Linked DNA regions of Homo sapiens: region 2 is linked to region 1. Evidence: chromatin loops called from intact Hi-C (ENCODE). Cell type or tissue: ascending aorta. All regions are shown on one strand. Links, peaks and the distances in the headings refer to the core of each region. The heading gives the core; the rest is flanking DNA. Region 1 overlaps MAP4K3-DT (MAP4K3 divergent transcript). Region 2 overlaps MAP4K3-DT (MAP4K3 divergent transcript).

What was found. Peaks named below come from ENCODE experiments on the same cell type or tissue, not always from the same donor. Only the 100,000 strongest peaks of a DNase experiment are listed, where the experiment ranks them.
Region 2: it touches region 1 in a loop (2.2-fold over the local background); 7 of 110 quality-filtered maps call a loop at or near these places.

What each region holds. Positions count from the first base shown.
Region 1 is chr2:39,510,825-39,516,200 of GRCh38, reverse strand. The region is part of intron 3 of MAP4K3-DT (MAP4K3 divergent transcript); the gene reads right to left. Among named protein-coding and RNA genes, the nearest start is that of MAP4K3-DT, 76 kb to the right of the region's middle. RefSeq lists enhancers at 1-566, 3,799-4,093 and a silencer at 655-875. In ascending aorta, for the core only: a CTCF peak has its summit at 2,375 (motif pointing left); a DNase peak (open chromatin) is centred at 2,420; H3K27ac peaks cover 2,316 bases.
Region 2 is chr2:39,564,937-39,570,312 of GRCh38, reverse strand. All of the region lies in intron 5 of MAP4K3-DT (MAP4K3 divergent transcript), which reads right to left. Among named protein-coding and RNA genes, the nearest start is that of TMEM178A, 98 kb to the left of the region's middle. In ascending aorta, for the core only: no CTCF peak of the experiment used is centred there; no DNase peak of the experiment used is centred there; H3K27ac peaks cover 3,732 bases.

The DNA of each region.
Region 1 (5,376 bases), core at 178-5,177:
GATCTGCTTTGTTTTCTTTTACCAGTATTTAATTTGCACTTTGTTCCAACAGGGACTTCAGGTAGCAATAACTGCCTTTCTGACAGCATTTTCACGCTCATTTTGGGCACTTTGAAGCTGACATGAATGCATATCGCAAAATCCTTCTGCAACCCCCGGCAATCCCTGTACATCCACTGCAGTTCTGCAGTGCAGAGACCCCCAGAGGCCAAGGCAGACCCTTTTGCCCCAACAGCTGCAGGACCCTATCAAAACTTAATGTGGTCCCTGCTGCCCCTGTCATTTCTTTGAGAAAGAGTGTGTCTCTCTGAATAGTGATCCACCGTCATGAATAAGTTCCTTCTGAAAGCCGGCTCATACAGCCCTTGTCAGGAAGAATCTCGCAGAGCCTGTCCACATATCCAGAGTCCATCTCTCTCTAGACTGAGAGGTCAGGGTTCATAGCTTTAGAGGAAGGGTAATTTTTGCCCCCACCTTTAGTCTAAACACAGCTAAACTAGCAGCAAACGCTATTGTAAATACAGAGGAAGTTGCAACTAGTGATCAGCCTTTCTCCTGGTGCCACTCAATCTCCCAGAAATAAGAACTAAAGCTTCCCCTCCATCAGTTTAAACAATCTCTTTGCTCGAGGCTGCAGATGCCACCACTGTTGGGAGCTAGCAGTGACAGGGCTGCTGCCTTGGGTTATCACTGTGGCTCAGGCGTCAATCAAATTGACCTTTTCAAATTGCACCAACACATCTCGCATTCACAGAAATGGTCTGCTGTGACCTTCACAACAATTGTTCCTAACCACTTTAGGAAGTTCTGGGGGAAGGAAGTAAGTAGGTAGGGCGGAGATGGCTGTATACATACCAGGGTCAGGAACACCTGTAGAGTACGAAAGCAACAGGAAGTCTGCCCAAGAGTCCCAACTTTCCTCCATGAAAAAGCGCTCTGTCAGATTCAGGCATTATGTTTCCATATAAAAGTATAACCCGGGTCTGGGAAATTTATAAATCATTACTTTTAAACTTTACAGAATCTGATAGCACGGGACTGTCAGGGAGCCAGGAATCTGCATTTTTATCAAGCCCACCGGCTGCTACTAGTACAGGTGGTCTGTGGCTCAGACTTTGGAACACTGTGCTATAAGGAATTGTGAGTCATTGTCAGGTTAGCATGGAGGAACTGGTAACACAGATGAACATTGCACCTGGATGCCAGGCCAGGCTTTGGCAGTCTGTATGACCGACCCTGGGTAAGACAATTTAATTCTCTGAGACTAAAGGCCTCAGGACTAGACAGAAGACCTTCAAAAATTTAGAAATAGCTTCTAAATTACGGCCCAAAGGCCTACAGATTTGGAGCACTGGTCCAAACAGAAGGACCAGGGTTCTGCAGGCATGCCCTGAACACTCACTGAAGTTCTTCGTTGCAGAAAACTCCAGCAGCCAAGGTGGAACCTCTTGCCCAGGGCTGCAGTCCTAGAACTCTGTGGTCATGGGATGCAAGAACTGCATCTTTGCTCTCAGCCATTTCCAAGTAGGAGAAAGGGAAAGGAAGAAGATTCTATTTATGTAGTGCATTATATGCATTATTTTTTAAATTCTCACTTAACCCTAGTATCATTAGTCTCCTTTTGAAGATGAGAGAATTGAAGATCAAAGATGTGAAATAACTTGCCCCAATTCCCCCAGGTCTCATGGCTATAGAATGCTTGAACTGAAATTTCAGTTCATGTCTTCCAAGATCCAGGTGCCATGTTCTTTCCACAAAACCATTCAGAACTGGAAGTTTTGCTGTGGCCATCCTGAAGGCCTGGCTGTTTGGAAACCCTCCAGATACCCTCACCTCTCCCTGACATCCATCCCACACCTGTTCACCACTCTACTTCAGAATCTCACACACCCTGGGTCTTTCCTCCATCCCTGACCTCCAGCTGATCGCTCAGCTGAACTCATTTCTTATCCCTACAACTTCTTGACTCCCAGTAATTAAAATACATCAGCTGCCACTTCTCCTGGGCTGAGGAGGATGTTTCTGGCCCACAACTACTCCAGCCACTGACTTCAAGATCAAGTCAGCTGGGTCCTGGAAAACTCAGTGTATCCCTAAGGATTTCCATGAATTGAGAATCTCTAAATGAATGCTTAAGAGGCATTTGTGCACTTACTGATTCTAACCCACACATACACAAGCACATACACACAAACAAATATGCACACACAATACACATACACATACACACACAGAGATCTCTTCTCAACTCAGGGCAGAGATATAGAAAACCCTCAGGGAGAAACCAGTGCCCTTCTATTAGGAGATGACACATCAAACTTCAACTTCCTAACAATAGTGATTATTCTGGGATGCTGGGCACCCCCTAGTGGGAGTAATGGAGAGAGAAGACAGACTGTTTTGGTGCTGTTCTCAGTAACCCATTCCACCCACAACTTCCTGCCCCTTCGCTGCCTTCTCTTTCCAGCCCATCTCACTGTTCTTGGAATGATTCATTCTTCCCACGATGATTGGGCCTTTTGCCCCATAAAACCCTCCCTCTCTTTACAGACATAATGGACTAAAACTAAGCAGAAGGCAACTCAGGCAGAACAGCAGGAAAAACTTCCTATGGGGAGAGCGATTAAAATCTGAAATGACCTTACAAGGCAAACTAAGTAAGACCTAACTGCACTGGGCAGAACAATAGAGAATATCTCAGAAAGATATTCTTGGAGATGAAGAGGATGAGGGAAAAGCTATTTCCCTGATTTCATATATTAATGCCCCCATCCAACACTCTCAGACTGATTTCATGACAATATAAATGCCCTGTGCTACATCTAACCCCTTTTAAGACCAAGAGAACACCCAACATTTATACATTTGAAATAAACAGATGAAGCCTGTCCCAGCAGAGTGGCAGCTCATCCATGAACTGGGCACTATGTAGTACTGTGGGACATTCTGAACATTTGTGTACTAATACCCACTCTTTTCAAGGCCACTGCCATAGCTCCCCACGACGGGATGAGTCCTACTATACTGTAAACAATAAAGTGTTTTCTGAGTGTTTACGTTATACCAGGCTCAAGATTCGTAAGCATTTTTAAGACATGCGCACATCTAGTTCAGTCCCTTCTCCAAACAAGGGCCTTAATAAAAGATAGGGAGAGTAACATATTTAAGTGCATGCGCAAAGAATCCTTCTGGGCATATTCACAGTTCTTATTTTAGTTAAGTATTTGATAACTTGTTCACTGGGTAAGGGGCCAGCCAGTCTCATCTTGGGGACCAGTGCCTGTCTCTAGTAGATGTGACAATTATACAGCACCCACCTTCATGCAGAGCTTTGGTTGTTATGATCTTATTCCTTCCTAGATTTGAGTCATCAGCTCATTAGTGCCCATTCAACTTAGCCTTCCTCTGATGAATCCTCTAAAACCTTGCTCATAATTTTACCGATACCAGCACAGGATTTTCTCTGCTATGCCTCCTGCTTCATCTGGAGCCTAGTGACTTGGAGAGTCTAATCTCACAACTGCTTACAATGTTAATCCCTTTCATCTCTTCTTTTAGAACCATGTGGTGATGTTCATCTTTCTGACAACCAAGAACCTTGGAAGAATCTCTCGCCTCAGGCGCTCCTATTTTTGTGCCTAGCTCGGCCGCCTTCCAAATCACCAGAGGCATCATAGAATGCAACTGTCTGTGGAGGGTTGGAGGACGAATTGGACACAAATTCATTGGACGGCTGAAGGAAAAAAGAAAGGTCAAGGATGCTCCAGCTTGGCCAGCCTCGCAGGCCTGACAGCAGAAGCTGGAATTCTTTCTTTTATAACTTGGGCTTGAATTAAAGGCATTTTTTTTTAGTCCAGAGACCTTTGGCCTTCACTCCAAACAGAACACTCAGTGGGGTGGAGCAAGGCTGTCTGTTGGCAGGAAGGGCATGCTGACCTCTGGCCCTAATGCCTTCCCTAACCTGGAAAGACATAAAAGCTGTGGTGAGTTAGCTGAGCCACCTGGAGGGCTCTGTCAGTATGTAGAATGTTCTAAATCATGTAAGGGGCCCTGCCTTTGTAAAGAAGAGTGGTGATGTGTTTATGGGCTCAGAGAAGAAAACATATGGAGAGAAAATGAGAATTAAGAAGAATAAACCTAACTAGTGGCTGCTTTGGGTGTCTAGAAGACAAGTAAAACTCAGAAAAGAGGCCCCAGTTCTGAGAGGCAGAGATAAGGGAACTTCCAGTACATCTGTCTCTATTTTCAGAAGAGATAAAAACCAAATCATAAATCTAAAGATGAAGGTACATTCATCTGGGGAGAGGACTAAACAAGCTGTTATATTTCAAACAGCTATTAGGATTGCAAAAATGAACACTTTTAACTTGCTAGTGGAAGCATTTCTTTCCTGCAAGTCACCTTGGATCAGATTAGACAACAAAGAGAAGATAACAAAAAATTATTTTTTTGTGCAGGCTAAGAAGCATTAATTTAGGCTCTTTGTACTAAGCTAGATTCCCGTCCTGGATGCTTTCCAAGAAAAAGCAAAAAGTGAGCAACCAGAGCAGTTATGGGAAATTCAAGTGTGTGCTTTGTTGGGAAGGATGAGAACGGGGGGTTCCGCTGGCCCAGAGCTGCAAACGAAATCAATGGTCTGCAGCTTGGGAGGTGACCAGAGGACCCAGGCCACTGGATCAGGCGCTCAGAGAGCCAGCATGAGCCTTCAAGGCAGTGCTTGTGGGCAGGAGGACAGGTCTGAGCTTCCTGCCAGTGCCTATGGCAAGTTGGATATGTATTTGCCAGTATCCCCAAGGGAAGGGGTTCTGTGCCAGCTGGAGCTCTCTCAGGAAAGACAGGTAGCTCTCAGATGAAGTCCAAGGAAACCAGGTGAGGGCTTGAATTGTGGCCAGCGAAGCAGGGTGTCTAACACCTGAGGAGGCCAGATGGGGGTCAGGAGCATTCAGGCAGGGAAGAAGGGGTGTGACATGCCCATGAAAGGTGGGTGTGGGCATTCCAGGGCCTAGATAATGTTTATGGAAGAGGTTTCTATCACAACACAATACAAGGCACTCTTGCTGTCCTAAAACCTTTTCTCCAGCTGAGTTTCTGACTCTTTTAAAGCCACAATGTAGGCCAGACATGGTGGCTCACGCCTGTAATCCCAGCACTTTGGGAGGCTGAGGCGGGCGGATCACCTGAGGTCAGGAGTTTGAGACCAGCCTGACCAACGTGGAGAAACCCTGTCTCCATTAAAAATACAAAATTAGCCAGGCATGGTGGCGCATGCCTGTAATCCCAGCTACTCGGGAGGCTGAAGCAGGAGAATCACTTGAACCTGGGAGGTGGAGGTTGTGGTGAGCTGAGTTTGTGCCATTGCACTCCAGCCTGGGCAAC
Region 2 (5,376 bases), core at 220-5,219, 54 kb before region 1:
GGCCTGAGTCCCCCATCTGTAGATGAAAGTAAAGGAAGCATCTACATCAAAAGTTGTGAAGATGAAATTAAACAATGGATATGTCTGGTATAGAATGAGGACTTTGTAAATATTAGCATCATCAGCAAATGTCAACATATCTAATGACCTACTCACACTTACCTAGGAATATTAATTAGTGTGAATTGGTTTACTACATCGCCTTTAGACTCTGGGTGATAAAGTAGTCAAAGAACACCAAACCCAACGTTTGTACTCTTCGAGGAGGAAACTGAGGCTCAGTGATCTGCCCTTAAGCCCCTGCCTCTTTAATGGCCAAGCTGAGACCAGAGCCCATGGTTCCAGGTTCCAATTAAGTGCCCTTTCCACCATGGTATGCTTTCCTCTGTGAGAAAAGAACGTGGAACCACAGAAGGTCACACAGTGCCTAAGAAGCTCATGGTCAGTTACACACCCAGCTCCTAGACTGTGTTTGATTTAGGGTTGGAGTGACCAATTGCCTGAGTTTGCCCCAAACTGAGGGGTTTCCTGGGATGTAGAACTTTCAGTCCTAAAGCCAGGGCAGTCCCAGGTAAAGTGGGCAGTTGGTCACCTTCTTAGTTCATTTGCGCTGCTATAACAGAATACCACAGACTGAGTAATTTATAAAGGACAAAAATGTATTTCTCCCAGCTCTGAAGACTGGGATCAAGGTACCAGCTGGCTCTGTTGTCTGGTGAGGGGAGTTCTATGCTTCCAAGATGGCATCTTGGTGCATCCTCCAGAAAAAAGGAACAGTGTCTTCACATGGTGAAAGGGACAAAGGGAGGAGAGAGTATTGAAATCCTTGCATCGAGTCCTTTTATAAGGGCATTTAATCCCATTCATGAGAGCAGTCACCTCCTAAAGGTCACAACTCTTCATACTGTCACATTGAAGATCAACATGAATTTTGGAGGGGACAGTATCATTCAAACCATAGCAGTCCCTTTCCTTAAGGCAAACCCCCGATAAGTGTTTACTGAATAAGTAAACAAATGTCTCCTGAGTGCCAATCAAGTCTTTATATGAAAGCAGCTTGTTTATGCTGGGAAAGGGAGACATTTGAGGAGGGAGAAAAAGGAAGGATCTGGTCCTTTTTGTCAACAATGAGATATCTGATTTGCAAGAGAACTATCCTTTCTTGGTTAAAAGAGAAGATGCTCAAAATGGACCCTTGCTGAGAAAATAAAAACTGAAAATTAAAGATGAGCAACGATCAACTTTATCTAAAGGAAAAAAAGCCAAAAGATTAGCCAATAAAACACAGCCACAACCCAGATGCAGTCTTGACCTGGTTCATTTTTCTTGGAGGCCTCATCTGAGATGGGGAATGAGGGCTCTCCCTTCAACGTGGGGAGGAACAACTGCACCATTACAGGGCAAGGACATGCCCTGTGGCTGTACCTCCAAGCGCTGCCCGGAAAGAGAGACCCTAGTAGAGAAGCCAGTTTCAAGCCTGAAAGTGACACTGATGAATGGCAGAAATGGAAGGACAGAAGAAAAATTGCAGTTAGCCAGCTGTTTTCAAAATAATTGAAGGATTCTTATTCAGTGAGTCATGGTCAGCCTAGAAAGACAGGAAGTACAGAGCTATATTTCAGGGCCCAAGAATTAGCTGTGCATAAATAGCTATCACTATCCCTCCCAAACAAAACTTTATTTCCATGAAATCTAGGGCTGCATTAAACTGGAAAAAAAATGGCTTTCTGCCAGAATTTATGTAAAATTGTGTCTTAGCAATATGGTCTTTGTACAGTGGGTTAAACTCTGAAGCATGTGGAAGATATTTGTTCCCTTTTTAATGACAATAGTTTACTGCGTAAACTCTGCCTGATGATGAGAGGTAATAACCATGCCCATAGTTAATTTTTCATTCCTTTTTGGAAGTTTCCACTTCTATGGAAAACTTTTTCAGGTTATCTTGGGAAAATCACAGCCCTTCTCAGGACCTGTGTCCCCTCCTGAACCTGGTGAATAAAAGAGCTCATTCCTGTTTTTCCAGTCTATTTTATGACAGTGTATTAACGGAAATATTTCACCTATGCTCTCAACACAGCATTGAAGTTCCAAAAAATCTTAGACTGTTCTTAGAACTTGTTCTTAAAACCTGTAACCGGCCAGGAGCGATGGCTCATGCCTGTAATCCCACCACTTTGGGAGGCCGAGGCAGGTGGATTGCTTAAGCCCAGGAGTTCAAGACCAGGGAAACATAAGGAAACCCTACCTCTACCAAAAATACAAAAATTAGCCAGTCTCATAACCTGTCTCACAATAAGTAAGTAAGTAAATAAATAAATAAATAAAACCTGTAACAGACCCAGGGCAAGGCGAACAGGCAGGTTCCTTGAGCTCCCAGAAGCTGGGTTTAGAAGCCCCACAGACAGATTTGCCAGAATTAACCAGACCAACCCTCCAACAACCAGACACATATTAAAGGGGCAGAGAGGTTTGCATCCACCTGGTCCTTATCCAGTAGCTTTCCAATTGTTTCTATTGCCAATCCATGCACAAGTTATTCCTGCAGCTGGGCCAAAACCACTGAACCTGAAAGAATAAGGTCCTTACTGCCCCATGATGAAACTTGGCAGCAAGTCTGGGATCTCCTTCTTCAACAGGGCTGTGAACATGGATACCTTCAGCATGAAATCAACTAGCTAGGAACATGCTGGCTGTTCATTCCCATTCCTATCCACAGAATACTTTCTCTGATCTGCCACTGCTGCTTCCCCTGCTGCTTACCTAAGTATGCTCAGCAGGGCCAAGTGTAGGCAAAATTTAACCGTAGATGAAGTCTGCCTGAGAGCTTCCTTCCATTTCTCTTTGAGTACCCTGGCATGATTTTGGCTATGCCAGTGACCTCCTGCTGTCCCATGGTCAACAGGAGACCACAACCTAAGCACCCCAACTAGAATTGCCATTTCCATGGTATTATACTCTAGGCATTTCCCAACGGTTCCCTCTGTAGAATTACCACTCTCTATTCCATTCTTTCAGGACCTTTATGGCCGAGAAGCTAATGAATCTTAGTTAATGTAGATGCTAGAAAGGGATGCTGGTATAATATATTTGTACTTTAACTGTGCCCTTTGCTTTTGTAAAACAAAGAAATTATATAATAGTGGAACCAATATCTCATCCAAAATGCTCTTCTAAAAGTAGGAGAGCTGGGATTCAAAGTGGCCTGACTCTAGGTCGTGTTCTCCCACTGTTGCAAATGGATGGGGCCACACTCTAAGTTACATTTCTTAAAGATGTGATAGCTGTTTTGATCTGATGTCCTCCAGCTTTTTCTAATAATGCCTTATTTTGAGACATTCAGTTGAGCAAGAAATGTCTGGTGACTCTTTGCAACATTTTATGGTGGAACTTCCTGGCTCTCTCTAGGAGATCCATGATATAAAATAGGACTTTGCTTCAATTGCCATTAACCCAAGAGTCAGTCACTGCACTGAAACAACTCTGAACAAGAACCATCTTTCATATCTATTTGTGTATACTTTTCTAACTCACATGTTCCAGGATACAGACAGGCCTAAAGAATTCCGAAGACATTTCCAGCCAACTGAGCAGAACATTTCCCAGATTGCCAAGTGAAGCTGAGAGATATTAGGATAATTTGAACAAATAATCATGGACAGATCATTCCTGGCTCCCTGAGCCATGATGGTAGAACATGATCATTCTGCTTTCTCCCCAGCTCCTCGTGGCATTCACTCAGTCCAGAGTCCCAGCAGTTAGATACCAGGCTGATAATGTTGCGAATGCTCCCTTTTGTTTAAGTTGGAAATAAATTTTGGCAACTTAGTGAGGGTAGTTTTCATGAAAGAGAAAGCAGAAGCTGTCTTAAAAGAGTATGGGGGGAAAAAATGTCAGTAAGAAAGATACTTACTGCTTCAATCAAGTTTTGTTTTGGCTTTGGTTTGGGGGATTTTTCCCTTTCTGTATAAAGTCTCAATGAATATTTCTTAGGAAGAGGAGTAGAACACTGGGGTAAGTAATAGGGAAAACATTTGGTAACTGTTCCCTTTGTCTTTATCTCCTCTTCAGACCTTCTTCACTTCACTTTCATTACAGATAGAAAATTTATTTTATAAATCTAAAAAGAAAAAGAAATAGATACAACCAAATATTTCTTAGTAGCTCTCCTTCAATAATTATGCAAAATAAGAGAATGCTGTGTAAGCTGTTCATAAGTCAGAGCTAGGAAAGAATCAAACAGCTATCAGGTTTCATTATAAACTAAAAGTCTAAGTGCCAAGAGATTAAGACAAAATGGAAAGGGGGATGTCAGTGGGTTGCTGTGGTCATGAGCAAGCCAATGGTGTAGGAATCAAAAGGTCAAATATTACAGGAAAGAATGAACAGGTTTCATGGGTTAGGGTGGACTAGGGTCAGAAGCCAACAGGTCAGGTCCATCCAGGGATTGGCAGTACAAAGTGGAGACCCTTCCATGTGTCCTCATCCTGGGTGAAAGGCTCTATTCCACACTATTTATAAATCCTACCTAAGCAAAAGCCAGGCTGGGGGGTTAACCTGATGATAAAATGGATATTTCTGATAAAGAAAAAAAGAAAAGGAAACAAAAAAATATTGAACTCATAGGCATGCCAAATACTTGACATAACACTTAGTCTTTACAATTCTTGGAGAGATAACATATGTTATATTTTCTGGCTGCCTCACACCTTTTGTGCATCTTACTATGTTCGGGGAATTTCCCATCTTGTGAGTTTTGTGTCCTCAGAGTAAAGTCAGAAAATTTGCTTCCCTAGAGACCTTGGTAGTTGGAACACAGGCATGAAGCCCAGGATCTGCCACTAAGATGTACCCAACCTAGAAGTTAATTAGAAGTAATTAGCCAGAGGAAGGGCGTGATGCCTGGGACTCATTTGCTGACAAGGGTGGTAACAGGCTCATCTAGTTTTCTGGGGAACCAGTTGTTGTAAGATCAGTTCCTGGTCCAGAAGTATCAGTGCTGGCAGAGCTGCAGTAGAGTTTGAGGTCCTAGCAGCCATTTCATGCTCTGAGGGAAAGCAAGATCATCAGCTTCTTTATTGGGTCACTTCTGCAGCATAGTGTCAGGCCTTGACCCCAGAAGCTTAGCCTCAAGCCTGCCTCTCCCAACTACTTTGTACAGGCAATAATCTTTTTAATTAGCTCTTTATCTGTTCAATCAGCCACAGTCAGGTACTATTGCTTACAACTAAGAACCCTGAGTGTTAAAAATAAGTATGCTACTATGCCTTTTTACTAAAAAAAGACCAAAGTTGAAAGATGACAAGTTACTGGGCCCAACTGGCCCACCACAGTGGTGCCCACACACACCACTGGGAGCTCTAAAAACAGGCCTGTTCA